3 separate regions of the Homo sapiens genome follow, and regions 2 and 3 are each linked to region 1. Evidence: read pairs that join two places in POLR2A ChIA-PET (ENCODE). Cell type or tissue: OCI-LY7. All regions are shown on one strand. Links, peaks and the distances in the headings refer to the core of each region. The heading gives the core; the rest is flanking DNA.

Region 1 (5,045 bases), core at 1,720-4,219:
ATTTTCTCCAGATGATCAAAGGTTACAGTTTTTCAGCATTGGTCCAGCTAGGATACTTAGAAACGCGTGATTAATAATTTGTCTTTTGTGTTTTAAGAAAGATCTCCACAACAAACCTGGATCCCCTTTTGAACAGTCCTTTCCTCATGCCTACCAGTGTTTGAAAGTAAAAGTTTTCCATTAAAAAAAAATTACCTCAGTTTCTTCACATACAGCCAATGCCAACAAGACTGTAGGGCTTGGGTAGGGTTGGGAAGAGAATCTTTGGAGAGGGGAAAAAAAAGACAAGGCAACAAGCGTAGACACTCTCTGCTTGGCTGACTGGTTGGGGCACCATGATGAATACTAGTGTTTTTTGTGTACAGATTAGATCGTAAGTCAATTCAATTTTGCAAGGGTTTTTCCGAGACTGTCTCCACTCCAGTATGTTGAAAAATTGAGGCGACGTCAAGGTACTGCTCAGTACGTTGAGAAATTGAGGCGACATCAAGGTACTGCCGTGACTCGGATTCGAACCGAGGTTGCTGCGGCCACAACGCAGAGTACTAACCACTATACGATCACGGCACGCCACCAGAGGCCGCTGCTTGTGGGGCTCTTCCTTTGCTTATTTCCCAGAAACGTCTGTTTTTGTCATCTAAAGAATGGTGCAGTCTTTCGTCCTTATTTACACACCTACCCAGTTTACTTCCTTATCCACTCCCCGTCCCCAATATTTTGCTTATGGCAAAGAAGCCAAAGGTAACACATTAAGTTTCATTATATGGAATTTTCCCAGCGTGGTGGTTGTTTTTGGGGGTTGGTAATACTGTGCTTGTAAACTCATTATTCTCACTTCTATCTCCAACCCACGCATGTTTCTTGCTCAGTTTAGCAGTGTGGTCCTCAGATCTTTGGCAACAAAAGGAAGAGGGCGCTGCTTTGAAGTGGACCTGCCAGATCCCATTTTTTGCCAAACTAGTCAGAATCTTCGGGGGCTTGGCATGGAATCTGGCATCTCGACAGGTGCCAGAAGTGAGTTTCTCATCACGAGGAACTATGTGGCTTCGTCCTGACCCAGGTACCTATGAGAAGCCAGTGAGGCGCTCGCGCACTCAGCCTGCCCACCTGAGCCGTCAGGAAATGTCCGGCGGCGCTCGCACCTCAGAGTGAAATTTCTTTCTCCCTTTCATACCTAGTTTGCCAGAAGAGGGAGATAAAAGTGCCTCTCCTGTGGCTCCAAAGCTCCGTGGGACTTCCCTCCTGCCCCGCTTGCTGTTTTAGGAACGTAGCCTCTAGAGTCAAGGTCCTGGTCGTGTTTTCCCCTTGATACCAAATGATTTTCTTTCTGTAAAATCATTCTGGTCTTAAACTCCTGAACTCAACTGATCCGCCCCTCTCGGCTTCCCAAAGCGCTAGGATTACAGGAGTGAGCCACCGCGCCCGGCCTCTTCTCTTTACCTGGTTAAATTTGTTTAATGCTTCAGCTTCAACTCAAGAAAGCTTTTCAAATCAAGGAAGCTTTTCTTGACCTCCCGTCTCCACGCAACACATGGTTCCTTGGTTTTTTTTTTTTCCTTCCCTCCCTTCTTTCCCTCCTTCCTTCCTTCCTCTCTCCCTCCCTCCTTCCCTCTCTCTTTCTTTTCTTTTCTTCTTTCCTTCCTTCTTTCTTTCTCTCTCTCTCATTCTCTTTCTTCCTTCCTTCCTTTTCTTTCTTTCTTTCTCTTTCTTCTTCTTTTTTTTTTTCTCAGAGTCTCGCTCTGTTGCCCAGGCTGGAGGGCAATGACACAATCTCGACTCATTGCAACCTCCACCTCCCGGGTTCAAGCGATTCTCCTGCCTCAGCCTCCCGAGTAGCTGGGATTACAGGCGTAAGCTACTACGCAGGGCTAATTTTTGTATTTTTATTAGAGAGGGGGTTTCACCATGTTGGCCAGGCTGATCTATAACTCCTGACTTCAAGTGATCCACCCGCCTCGGGCTCCCAAAGTGCTGGGATTACAGGCGTGAGCCATCATGCCCGGCCACTTGATTCTTTTTCACTTTTCCTTTAGTGCTCTTATATCAGTTTGTAATGTATAATACCAGAGTTATTTGATTAATGTCAGCCTCCATCCTCCCGCTCCATATGCCCCAAGACGAGGAATATCTATTTTGTTCAATAATCTATCACTAGGGCTCCCCATTTGGTAGGTTCTTTATCAATATAGTTTGGCTGCAGAATGAATGAATGGGTGGGCAGAGACTACCATCCAAAGCTCTATGAAAGCAACTTCTCCCAGCAGCATCTGGCCTAGTTCAGCAGGCTTGCCTTTTGACCTTTGATGGGAAAAGATTGGTAATAATTTAAAGAAAGGTTGGGAGGTCAAGACAGGAGTATTGCTTGAGGCCATGAATTTGAATCAAGTTTGGGCAACATAGTGAGACCCTGTCTCTACAAAAAAAATAAAAAAATTTAACCAGGCACAGAGGTGCATGCCTGTAGTCCCCATTACAAGGGAGGCTGAGGCAGGAGGATCACTTGAATCCAGGAGTTTGAGGTTGCAGTGAGCTATGATTGTGCCTCTGCACTGCAGCCTGGGCTACAGAGCAAGATCCTCCCTCTAAAATAATAATAATAAATTTAAAAATGAAGGGAGTTCAAAATTACCCCTGCAGCTATCCATAATAAAGCTTCTCAGCAGAGCCAAAATAATGTGCTTAATTTCCTAAAATTTTCTTTATCTCCTTTCCTCTGTCTGGATTACACAAAAGTATTCTAATTACTAATAGGTTTACTGAATGAAGAATTACCTGTTTCCTAGCATCATTGTTATTATTATTATTATTATTATTATTATTATTATTATTTTATTTTATTTTATTTTTTGAGATGGAGTCTCGCTCTGTCGCCCAGGCTGGAGGGCAGTGGTGCGATCTTGGCTCACTGCAACCTCCGCCTCCTGGGTTCAAGTGATTCTCCTGCCTCAGCCTCTTGAGCAGCTGGGACTACAGGCGCGTGACACCACGACTGGCTAATTTTTTGTATTTTTAGTAGAGACGGGTTTTCACTGTTTCAGACAGGATGATCTCGATCTCCTGACCTTATGATCCGCCCACCTCCGCCACCCAAAGTGCTGGGATTACAGGCATGAGCCACCGCACCCAGCCCTAACATTAATTTGTTTGATCAGGGAAGTGACCTAAGGGCTTTCTCAGTCTCAAAGACATGAGCTCCATCAAAGAAAATGCAGCCAGTAAGAAGGAAATGCAAGCTGCCTCTGTCTCAAGTCTCTTTGAGTTAGATCTTTCCTTTTCCTTTGCTTAGGGCCTTCCCCAACCCCATTTAGAAAGCTGCTGTGAATGAAAGTGCTTTTCAGCATTTTCTGCTGGGATGTTTTTGGAAATTGGGTTGATCTGCATGTGCTTCTCCATAAAAAGAGGGAAAAGCTGTATCTTTGATGTCATAGGCCTAGAAAAAGGCCTCTTTCCTTGTGCTTATTTTGGAAGGCCATTTTGAAGATTTCATCTGACACATTCACTACAGTGATTCTGGGAAGAATAAGAGACAGGCTGGCACAGTTGAACCTACCAGTTCTACCTTTACCAATGCCATGCACTCTTCTACTTCTGAATTTCTAAATTTTCTGTAAGAAATAATTAAAAGCCCTCTTTCTTTCAAGGGCATAGTTCCAGCAATATTTTCCTCTTTCTCCTGTATTATTAAATAAAATTCTATTTGATCTCTATAGGATCTTTCGCATCAGCATTCAAAGCTGCTTTTATTTCTTTCATCTGAAAGAATTGTTCTCTTGCTTTCACTTTTCCTTTCTGCTATTGATAGTACTGTCTTTCAGTTTATAGCCATATTTCCTTGAAGTGTCATCAAACCCAAATCTTCTTTCATCTCATTTCTTTATTACACTCCTTCATCTTGCTTTCTTCTTCAACACTCCACTTAAACTGATCTTTTACATTTCACTAGTTGAAATGGCTATGTTAGTCCTCAACTTATATGATTTCTCAACACTATTTGATACATTGGATTTCTACCTCCTCTTAGAAACTGCTGTGGTCTGAATGTGTTCCCCAAAATTCTTATGTTGATAGTTAATTGCCAATGTGATAGTATTAATAAGTATTAAAACAGTGGCCAATATGTAGAGCCATCTCTCCATATCTAGAATGCACATGTCTGGGACTCAAGAAGTAGAGGTGTGAGTGGCACTTCTCATTATTCCTCAGTGATCCATTCAGACAATTTTGTATCCTATCCCTGTGACCTTGATCGAGCTCTGAGGGAATGGGTGTCTTTGTGCCCAGTGGATAAATATTTCCACTAGAGAGCATTGTCACCTTTCAAATCAATTGAAACCTGAAAACTGCTTCTGGCCATTTTAGTCTTTTCATGCCACTGAACCAATATGCAGGGAAAAGTGTCCCTCTACTTGGAGTGATTGCTTCCAGTTTCTAGGAGGTAGTTTGGTGTCTGCTGTACAGTGGAGGTTAAAGAAAACAAAAAACAAACAAACAAACAAACATTACTAATCCAGAGAAGTCTCTAAATGTTTTTTGCCCACAAGCCATGGTCAATTAAAAATTGTGACAATGAGATAAAGAAAAGATCACAAGGACACAGATCCCACAGGAATAAAGGCATATTTTATACTACCATGTAAAGAATTCAGCCAACATGCTGACAGAAGTCAGGATAACAAGAAATGAATTTTATTTTTATTTATTCATTTATTTTTGAGATAGGGTCTCATTTCATTGCCCAGGCTGGTGCCCAGGCTGGGGTGTAGTGGCATGATCATGGCTCACTGCAGTCTCAACCTCCCGGGCTCAGGTGATTCTCCTACCTCAGCCTCCCCAATAGTTGGGAGTACAGGCATACACCACTATGCCTGGCTAATTTTTTGTATTTTGTGTAGAGTCAGAATCTCGCCATTTTGCCCAGTCTCATGTTAAACTCCTGGGCTCAAGTGAGCTGCTCCCCTTAGCCTCCCAAAGTGCTGGGATTACAGGCATGAGCCACCACACCTGGCCTAAGAAATGAATTTTAGAAGGAAGCTGTGATTACTAAC
Region 2 (5,045 bases), core at 1,720-4,219, 520 kb before region 1:
CTGATGGTCGATCGCCAACCCCTACCCCCAGTGCACTAAGAGAACTCTCACGATCATGCTGATACATGAATTCTTTCAAACTTATTGAAAGAAATTTAAATGACTTCCTTAGAGGTTAACTCACACCAGATCTCAGATTCTGGTTGTTTTATTTTTTGAGTCGTAATTTCACTCTTGTTGCCCATGCTGGACTGCAATGGCACGTTCTTGGCTTATTGCAAGCTCCGCCTCTCGGTCCGCCTCTCGGTTTCAAGCGATTCTCTCTGCCTTAGCCTCCCAAGTAGCTGGGATTACAGGAATGTGCCACCACGCCCGACTAATTTTTAGTAGAGACGGGGCTTCACCGTGTTAGGGTGGTCTCGAAATCCTGACCTCAGGTGATCCACCCGCCTCAGCCTCCGAAAGTGCTGGTATTAAAGGCGCGAGCTACCGCGCCCAGCCCTCAGACCCTGGTTAATTTGACAAGGTAAAGGAAAGAGGAGGCAGAAACTAACATTTTAAGAATCTGGGCCGGGCGCGGTGACTTAAGCCTGTAATCCCAGCACTTTGGGAGACCGAGGTGGGCAGATCACCTGTCAGAAGTTCGAACATGGCGAAACCCTGTCTCTACTAAAAATACAAAAATTAGCCTGGCGCGGTTGCTCACGCCTGTAGTCTTAGCACTTTGGGAGGCCGAGGCAGGCTGATCACCTGAGGTCAGAAGTTTGAGACCAGCCTGGCCTGCAGGGCAAAACCCCATCTCTACTAAAAATACAAACAATATCTCGGCGTGGTGGCACACGCCTGCAATCCCAGCTACTTGGGAGGCTGAGGCAGGAGAACCGCTTGAACCCGGGAGGAGGAGTTCGCAGTGAGCCGAGATCACGCCATTGCACTCCAGCCTAGGCAACAAGAGCAAAACTCTGTCTCAAAAAAAACCCCTGATATATATACTACACATTTTAGAGGTGTTATCTTCTATAACACTCCTTATATATAACTTCCTGAAATGCTGTGCGTGTCTAACTTTTAAAATGCTTCTTCATCTGCAAGTCATGGTTTGATGTCTCCTGCAGTCTATGCCTCATACTCCATGAACTCCACGCAATCAGTCTCTTTTTCATGACTGGACTTTTCACCTGAGGTTCCCTCTAGCTGAAAAGCTTTGCGCTTGGCTTTGCCTAGTTAGTTATCTTTACCTCGTGACTGTATCTCAGGGAAACTATTTTTTCTTTAGGAAAGACTTCCTTAAACTACATCAGTGAAAGTCCTGTATTCCTCGTAATACCATGAACTTTGTTCCCTTGCCACCTTTACATTTATGAGCATAATAACTAGATTGATGTCTGTCTCCCTAGAATATAAGCTGCATTTGGACAGGAACAGTGTCTGTTCTTGCTCATCAATGAATCCATACTGCCTTGCGCTCAATGAATACCTTTGAATATAAGACTGAACCCTTACCCTGATTCTCTGAGTAAACTATTATTTTCCTAATTTTAAGTTGAAGCACCGAGGCTTGCAGCGATCATCTGTCTTGCCTAAGTGTGGAGCTAGTATGTGAGTTATGGCTCACACACAGATATTCCTGGCTTTACAGTCTTGCTCATTCCTTAATATACTATTGGATGTGGGTATATTTTTAACAAATCTCCAAAGTTCTGATCTTTGTAATTCCCTATAAACTAATAATGAAAAAGAAATCACTAGAACAATAGTAATAGCTACAATTTATTACCAGCCATTAAATCAAGTATTTAATGATTTTTCATATGTAAACGAACAAAGCAAGCCTAAGGTGTAGGTGCAATTGTTGCTTACAATCATTTCCCTGTCTTATAGATGCAGAAGTTGAGGAGCAGGGACGTTAAATAATGTAAATAACTTCCTCAAGCTCACACAAGTTATAGAACTTGGAACCAATATTTCTATCCATGTGTGTCTGAGGTCAAAGTATTCCTCACAGCCGGGCAAGGTGGCTCATACCTGTAATCCCAGCACTTTGGGAGGCTGAGGCGGACAAATCACGAGGTCAGGAGTTTGAGACCAGCCAGGCCAACATGATGAAACCCCATCTCTACTAAAAATACAAAAAATTAACTGGGCGTAGTGGCAGGCACCTGTGATCCCAGCTACTTGGGAGGCTGAGGCAGGAGAATTGCTTGAACCCAGGAGGCGGAGGTTGCAGTGAGCCTAGATTGTGCCACTGCACTCCAGCTCAGACAACAGAGTGAGACTCTGTCTCAAAAAAAAAAGTATTCCTCACTATTGCAGTTTTCAGGAAAAAGGAAGGTTCTATGAAAAGACACTGGTATTAAGAGGGTGAAACTGAGCATATAATATGAAAATGATTTTTACAATATAGGGAGAGGCAGAAAAAGCTCAATATAGAGACACTCTGAGTATATGGAGAGTTGCCAGAGATAACTCGTACAAATATTATGCTTGTAATTGGTACTACTTCCTGGAGAAAATGGGAAGTGCATATTTCAAAGTAAAAGGAGGACATTTTTCATTTAAGAGAATGGGTATGAACAATGGCCCAGGAAATATTCCCTAATGCAAATTAAATGTATTGCTACCCTTGGATGCGGGCATTAGAGAAATACTAGTCTGCCGGGCGCGGTGGCTCATGCCTGTAATCCCAGCACTTTGAGAGGCTGAGTTGGGCAGATCACCTGAGGTCAGGAGTTCAAGATCAGCCTGGCCAACATGGCAAAACCTGGTCTCTACTAAAAATACAAAAACAAATTAGCCAGGCTTGGTGGCGCCAATTCCAGCTACTCAGGAGGCTGAGGCAGGAGAATTGCTTGAACCCGAGAGGCAGATGTTGAAATGAACGGAGATCACACCACTGCACTCCAGCCTGGGCAACAGGGTGAGACTCTGCCTCAAAAAAAAAAAAAGAAAAGAAAAGAAATTCTAGTCAGATACATGGTTCTTTTGGTGAAAGCTGTTTGTTTTGGTAGCAAGAACCATCCCACTTCCCTTAGAGTCCTTTCTCTTTCCACACTTCAGACGAATTTGCCTCCTTGCCCTCCTCAAATACACTGTCTTCCTCTAAGTCTCCCTGGAAGACTAGAAAGATCTCTAGGCAGGAAATCTGAATATCTGAGCTTCAGTCTTAGTGTTTATTATGTTGTGTCCTTGGGAAACTCAGTGACCTCTCTGAATTTTATTTTCTAATCTGTGAAATGGGATAATGAAACCTGTATTCTAATGTATTTTCAACAAATATTTATTGAATGTCACCCATATCTCTTCTAGGTATTAGTAATCTGACAGGAAACAAATATCTTGCCCTCATGGAGTTTGCATTCTCATAGGGAAGACAGAGAATATACAAAATAAATAAGTTATATAGTGTGTTTTTAAAATGATCGTAAGTGGGCCAGGCGTCGTGGCTCATGTCTGTAATCCCAGCACTTTGGGAGGCCGAGGCAGGTGGATCACCTGAGATCAGCAGTTCAAGACAAGCCTGGCCAACATGGCAAAACCCCATCTCTATTAAAAATACAAAAAGTAGCAGGGCGTGGTGGCACACTCCTGTAATCCCAGCTACTCGGGAGACTGAGGCAGGATACTTGCTTGAGCCCAGGAGATGGAGGTTGCAGTGAGCCGAGATCATGCCAGTGCATTCCAGCCTGGCAGACAGAGTGAGATTCTGTCAAAAAAAAAAAAAAAAAAAAACTGAGCCCTGAGATATCCTGGTACAAGGATGGAGGAGAGCAGGAGGAACCAGCAAAAGAGAAATTGAAGGAGAAAGACAATGAGTGGTGAAAAAATAGACAAATAGATCAATGACAAACAATAATGACAAATAGATCTAGAGAGACCAGAAATAGACCTGTACAAACATGGTAGTCAAGTAGTCAATCTTTGACAAAGAAGCAAAGGCAACACAATAGAGCAAAGATAGTCTTTTCAACAAATGGAAACAATTGAACAACTGAACTTCCACATGCAAAACAGTGAACCTAGACACAGACACACCCTTCACAAATATTAACTCAAAATGGATCATAGCTCTAAATATAAAATGCAAAACTGTTAAGCTAAAATATAACAGGAGAAAACCTAGATGACCATGGATATGGCAATGACATTTTATTTTATTTTATTACTCAATTAGAAAATGTTAATGAAGGATCAGGCCCAATATTAGCATAAACTACCTCAGTATCAATAAAAGATATTTTTAAAATCAGAAATAATTAAAGTGACACATACCTATTTTGTTTTTTTTATTAACTACATGGGCACCCATGAGAGGATTCTAATGATTCTAATAATCTTAGGATTGTCAGAAGTAACATATGGAAGAAGAAATAAGATAAAAGACCTACAAAAGGCCAGGCACAGTGGCTCACGCCTGCAATCTCAGCACTTTGGGAGGCCAAGGCGGGCGGATCACGAGTTCAGGAGATCGAGACCAACCTGGCTAACATGGTGAAACCCCGTCTCTACTAAAAATACAAAAAATTTGCTGGGCGAGGTGGCACGCGCCTGTAGTCCCAGCTACTCCGGAGGCTGAGGCAGGGGAATTGCTTGAACCCAGGAGGTGGAGGTTGCAGTGAGCTGAGATCTCGCCACTGCACTCCAGCCTGGGCAACAGAGCGAGAGACTCCGTTTCAAAAAAAAAAAAAAAAACCTAAGACAGTTGCTCATAAAGAAAGCAAGAAAGCAACAAAGCTAAGACTCCCACTCAGAGAGTGGGCAGTACTTCCTCTCGCTAGGGGCAGGTCAAAAGGAGGACTCCCACGGGAGCCTAGCTTGGGTCCCAGTTGGCAGAAAAATATAAACAGATGTTCTGTTGGGCGACTCGAATAATTCTTATTTTTATATACAATCTTTCAGAAAAGAACTATAATAATTATGATGTGATACTATTCTAGAGAATAACTAATTGATATTTTTACTTTATTAACCTTTTTTCTTGTGTGCATACAAACATGCACATATACACAGTTTTGGAGGAAAAGACAGTTATAGTTCATAGTTTACTATAAATGCTTATCATCCAACTCAATAGAAATTTTCTACAAATGCGTATCATACAATTCGAG
Region 3 (5,045 bases), core at 1,720-4,219, 96 kb before region 1:
GGAGTTTACAGTCCTGGCAGACAGACTCACACAGTCCCCTGACAGTGATAGCCCACAGTGATCAGGGCTGTGATGGAAAAAGGCCACAAGGCAGGGATCCCAGAGGAAACATGATGGGCTCAGGGAAAGCATCCTGCAAAGGATAAGACCTTGAGAAATTAGTAGAACTGAGCCAAACAAAGATAGAGAAGGAAGGCATAGTAAATAGAAGAAATAGCACGTGCAAAGGTCTGGAATGCTCGGAGCTCAAATTGTATTATGTCTGCCCTGCTTAAAACCCATAGCTCACTGTGCTTTCAGGGTAAAGATAACTTCTGTAACATCAGATTAATTCATCCCTTCCCTCCCTATTTGTTGACCACCTACCAGGTGCTCAGATAAATGTTGTACAATGTTGGGCACATGGTGGCAACCAAGACAGCTCCAGGCTCTGCTGTCACAGGACTCAGTCCAGAGGGGAAGACAGGCAATAAAAAATGTATTATGACAGGCTGTGTAAAATGCTAAGGAGAACACAGAGCTATCGAAGTCGGAGGTGGCAAGGCTGACTTATCTTGAGGGATCATGGCTTCCTGAGGGAGGCCACCCTATTGAGACTTGAAGATGAATAATCCAAGCAAAGTGAACAGCATGTACAAAGTTCCTAAGATGTTAGGAAGACTAATGTATTAAGAGGGTTAAAATATGTAAAGCCTTATAATAATAACAATAGCAAGAGGTTTATGGAATACTTACTGTAGACCTGCATTATTCTTAGAATGCTACAAATATTACCTCCTTTAGTCCTTGAAACAACCCTATGAGAGAAATATTGCTTGTATTCCCATTTTATAGATGTGGAAACAGGCATAGAGAAGTAAGTCACTTGCCCAAGTTTGCCCAAGATTACGAGTAGAAAATGGAGCTGGAATTTGAACATTTAATTTACCATATGTAGTATTTGGGACATGCTTATACTAAAAAAAAATCTGTTGTATATCTGAAATTCAAATTTAACTGGGCATCCTGTATTGTATCTGGCAACACTACCCTGGGGTCTTTGAGGAGCTGTGGTTTTGAGTACAGGAGGGACAAGGTTATATTTACAAGGATCTCTGTGGATGCTATGAAAAAGTTGGATTGTACAGAGGAAGTGAAAACCATGAGACCAGAGAAGCGGCTGGGAAGGGATCCCGGCAAGAAAGAATGGAGGTTCCCAGCAGGACAGCAGAGGTAGGCATAGAAAGCACAAGGGATGGACTACAGAGTTGTCCATGCAGAGTGAGGAGGACTCAGTAATTGACAGGCTAGCTAGAAAATGGGAAGGAAGCAACTAAAACAAGGCTCAAGTTTCTAGTCTGGTGGATGGGGAAAGGGGGCCATCCCTGGAATGGGGACACAGAGAAAGAATAGGCTGAAGGGAAGATCACTCAAGTGGAGACCTCAGTGTGTGCGTGAGGAGGCATGTGAGGGCCAAGCACATGCATACACTAGTATGGCTTCCACCTTCTCCAGCCCAACATCTGCAGGTTACACAGTGCCTGAGAGCTGGGTCGAAATGAGTCCAGACCACCTGTAAGATGACTTCTCTGGGCATAGTAAAAAGGTTGTTTGAGGGGACAAAGTTAGGGTTAGGCCAGTCACTTACAGAAGCCGAACTCGGTACATGTCTGATACAACCACTGCCGGTCACCCACACCAGACAGTTGAGGTTCTGTGCTCCTCAGCTGTGCCACTGTCTCTGCTCGGGAAAAGCTTAAACACTTCTGGCCCAGGCTGTGCAAGACAATCTAGGGAACAATGTACATACATAAGACATAAATTCCTCCTCTCTTCCCAGCAAGCCAGGGTGCAGAGGCCTATGTCCCCAGAGGTCAAAAGTCAGAAATAGAAGGGTGAGTTCCTGAGTTCTCCTGGGAGTCAGTGGTCAGAGGGGGTGGATGCCTGGGTCCTTGTGAGTTAGAGATCAATGCACTAGAAGACTGAGACCTTATTACCTGTGAGAGCTTGGGCAAGTGATAATCTTTCAGACTTCAGTTTCCTTTTCTGTAAGTGGCGATAATAATAGTGCCTATCTCTTGAGAACTTAATGAAATAATATATGTGAAGCACTTTATACAGCACTTGGTCCAGACAGTGCTGGAAAAGCGACAGCTGGATTGCAGTTGTGGATTTAGAGGCTGCAGTCCCAGGTACCTAGGAGAACCCTATCCCCAGAGATAACATTTTTTCATTCATTCTAAAAATACTAAGTGAGAATTTGCCATGTGCCAGGCACTCCTGCAGGCCCCCCAAAAGAGAACAGGACAGGATAGGCAAAATAGGTAATAATCGCAGTCTCTAACATTCGCACACTGTGTGCCAGGCTCCCAGCTGATTGCTCTACATGACCCGCCTCATTTCATCTTCCCATCGGCCCTGTGAAGTGTTATCCCCATTTTACAGATGAGAAAACGAAGTTTCAGAGAAGGTTCTCGCTTGCCCAAGATCACACAACGGAAGTGGGGCAGGAATCTTTGTCCGCTAACTCCTCCCAGCTGTGCCAGGGAGTGCTCACCTGCACCGCCCGACGAAGCCCGCAGTAGGGCGTGGAGTGGCTGCGGTTGCCCCCGCCCCCGAGGAGAAGTCCGCAGAGCTGTCGCACGCTTAGCGGCGCTCCCGTCTGCCCATCATACTGCACTACACCTCCCACCAGTGCCTGCAGCGCCCCCAACAGCTCCGCCTGGTTTTCAGCGCGGCCCAGGGGCCCGCAAGCGCTCAGCTCCGTCCGCAATGCTGCTTGAGCCGCCCCACCCGAGCGCAGCCGCCGCTCCACTTCAGCGAAGGCGACGGACACCGCCGCCCGGCACTGTGGGAAGCAAGAGGCGATGTCCGCCAAGACTTAGGCTGGGCCTCGGCTTTCCCTACCCAGGACCTGCGTCCTCCTTGGGTTCCCCACTTTCCCCTAGCGGGACTCAGAGGGTGCAGACCTAGCTCTTGGCCCAGGCCCCCGCCCCCAGGCCCCCGCCCCCAATCCCCTGCCTCGCAGCCCTCCTTCTCGGGTCTTCCCTGCAGGCCCCGTCCTCCATTGTGGCCCCGCCCCACCTTGAGCCTCACCTCCGGATAGGATTGTCCCTGCCCAAACCCCGCCCTCTCTGGGGAGCGCCTCTTTTCCTGGTGCCCCTCCTCTTCGTCAGCTCCCGCCTTCTTCCAAAACCTGCGTATTCCCCCGAGCTCCGACCTTCCTTAGACCCCGCCACGTTGCAGGTTTCGCCCTTCTCTGGCCTCCTCTTCCCTGGCATCCGAGGCCTCTTTTCCCTCCCAGTCCCCCTCGGACTAGGCCCCACCTCCTACCTCCAGGGACCCGCCGATCGCGGTGCTCATTAGGCTTCGGGATACCACCTGTGGGCGGACCGCAGAGGAAGGTATCCGGAAGTGTCAAGGGACTCCGCCCGCTGGGACCCCTCCCCGTCCCGCACCTGCTGCCCGCCATCCTTACGTCATTATACTCGGAGAAATCCAGCACGGCCCGCACCGGGGCGGAGGAGGCGACCGACGCGAAAATGAGATGGGGGAACTAAGGGAGGAGACGCCGTCAGCCTGCGGGCTGAGGGGTTGGAATCGCATATCTTTCTGCCTCTGTGTCACTTACTCGCTGTGTAATCTCGGGCTCTTGTGAGGACAGCTTGTGCAAAATTCTTTGGGCGCGGGAGGAAGGTAGGGGCGTGGTGGGAGGGTATTCCTATTATCTGAGACTGGGGCCCTGGAGTCCGAGTTCCCTCCCCCCAGCCCACCCGGAGGAGTCGCAGGACCTTCAGCCGGGCCCAGGCGGCCAAGGAGCCGGCATAGGAGCCTCCGAAGCAGATCCAGGGGCTGGAGGAGGAGATGTTAAAGAGGCGGGAAAGTGCCAGGCGGGCAGAGACCACATCAGCCAGCCTAGGGTCAAAGGGGGGACTCGGTCGGTCCTCATCGCTGGGAATCCCTGAAGATTTCCCCATTCTGGGGGAAACCCGGATCCAGAGACATGAATGGGTGAATCTGGCCAGAAACCAGGGCCGTTTTCTCATGACGTGTTTCCAAGTGTTCTCCAAGCCACATACACTTCCCAGAACATGTGTGCCTAGGCCAAGGGAGACCCTGTCCTCGTCCACTTTCTAGAAAGCCACCACCCTCTTTCCCTTCTCGTTTTAGGTAGGAGAGGAAAAATTTCCAAGTCAGTTTAGATGAAAACCTGACAAATGTAGGGAAGGGTTGAGGGCACTCAAGGAGGGCTACTAAGAGGAGAAGGAGGGGTCCTAACCTGATGAGTTGCAAGGTATTGGGAGAGAGAACAGACACAAAGAGAAATGGAGAGTGAAGTTTGGATATGTCTAACATCCTCTTTCTCCTCCCAAGGGCTTTCTTTCTTCCCTAACCTTTCTGAATGGCTTGCAGTTGGTACCATCCTGTTGCAGTTAGAAAACCGTTTCGCTTGTAGAAAAGATTAAGATGCAGAGAGACAGAGATGGAGACAAAGAGGCACAGATGTAGATACAGAGACGGAGAAAATGAGACAGGCAAACAGACTGTTACAGACACAGACAGAGATACCAATGAGGAAAGAAAAAGCTAAGTTCTGTAAGAATAAAGCAGATGAAAGAAACAAAAAGCAGGTGAAGTAAAGTTGGAAAAATGGTGGCGGTCGTTAATAGGAGTGAGATGCACTGAAGGAGGCTGGGGTGAGAGGCATAAAAACATCTAGGGGAAGGCCACGCCATGCAGAGGGATGAGTTCAAAGGCTCAAGGCAGGAATGTGCGTGTAAGTCTGGAGGACAGTGAGGACTTCAATGTAGCTGGAGCCCAGTGAAAGTGAGAGAGTATAGGTCAGAGTTAACTAGAGGCCAAAACCCACTGGACTCCATGGCGACTGTAAAAGCTTTGACTTTACTCTGAAGTCAAATACAGTCAAAATTGCTTTACTTCTGAAGCAATACAGAAGATGTCTGAGGGACTTAAGCCAGGGAGGATCATGTCCTGGTTTATGCTCTAACAGAATTACTCTGATTTCCACCTGGAAGTCAAGGGCAGAGCAGGAAAAATGGTGAGAA

The links. Peaks named below come from ENCODE experiments on the same cell type or tissue, not always from the same donor. Only the 100,000 strongest peaks of a DNase experiment are listed, where the experiment ranks them.
Region 2: POLR2A ChIA-PET joins it to region 1 with 5 read pairs; 11 of 35 experiments call an interaction of 5 or more read pairs at or near these places.
Region 3: POLR2A ChIA-PET joins it to region 1 with 6 read pairs; 10 of 35 experiments call an interaction of 5 or more read pairs at or near these places.

The regions. Positions count from the first base shown.
Region 1 is chr6:27,153,649-27,158,693 of GRCh38, reverse strand. TRH-GTG1-5 (tRNA-His (anticodon GTG) 1-5) reads right to left here and starts at 567; the gene lies at 496-567. RefSeq lists a silencer at 407-456. In OCI-LY7, for the core only: no CTCF peak of the experiment used is centred there; a DNase peak (open chromatin) is centred at 3,163; H3K4me3 peaks cover 1,155 bases; H3K27ac peaks cover 2,069 bases.
Region 2 is chr6:27,674,719-27,679,763 of GRCh38, reverse strand. No RefSeq gene overlaps it. Among named protein-coding and RNA genes, the nearest start is that of TRV-AAC4-1, 3.9 kb to the left of the region's middle. RefSeq lists an enhancer at 677-1,178. In OCI-LY7, for the core only: no CTCF peak of the experiment used is centred there; no DNase peak of the experiment used is centred there.
Region 3 is chr6:27,249,532-27,254,576 of GRCh38, reverse strand. It overlaps PRSS16 (serine protease 16), which reads right to left. Exons shown (of 12, transcript NM_005865.4): 5 at 3,771-3,894; 6 at 3,458-3,535; 7 at 3,313-3,360; 8 at 2,537-2,827; 9 at 1,628-1,769. Among named protein-coding and RNA genes, the nearest start is that of PRSS16, 4.4 kb to the right of the region's middle. RefSeq lists enhancers at 2,296-2,495, 2,516-2,685, 2,275-2,795, 3,066-3,435, 3,576-3,645 and 1 more. In OCI-LY7, for the core only: CTCF peaks have their summits at 2,480 and 2,679; DNase peaks (open chromatin) are centred at 2,656, 3,076 and 3,376; H3K4me3 peaks cover 2,340 bases; H3K27ac peaks cover 802 bases.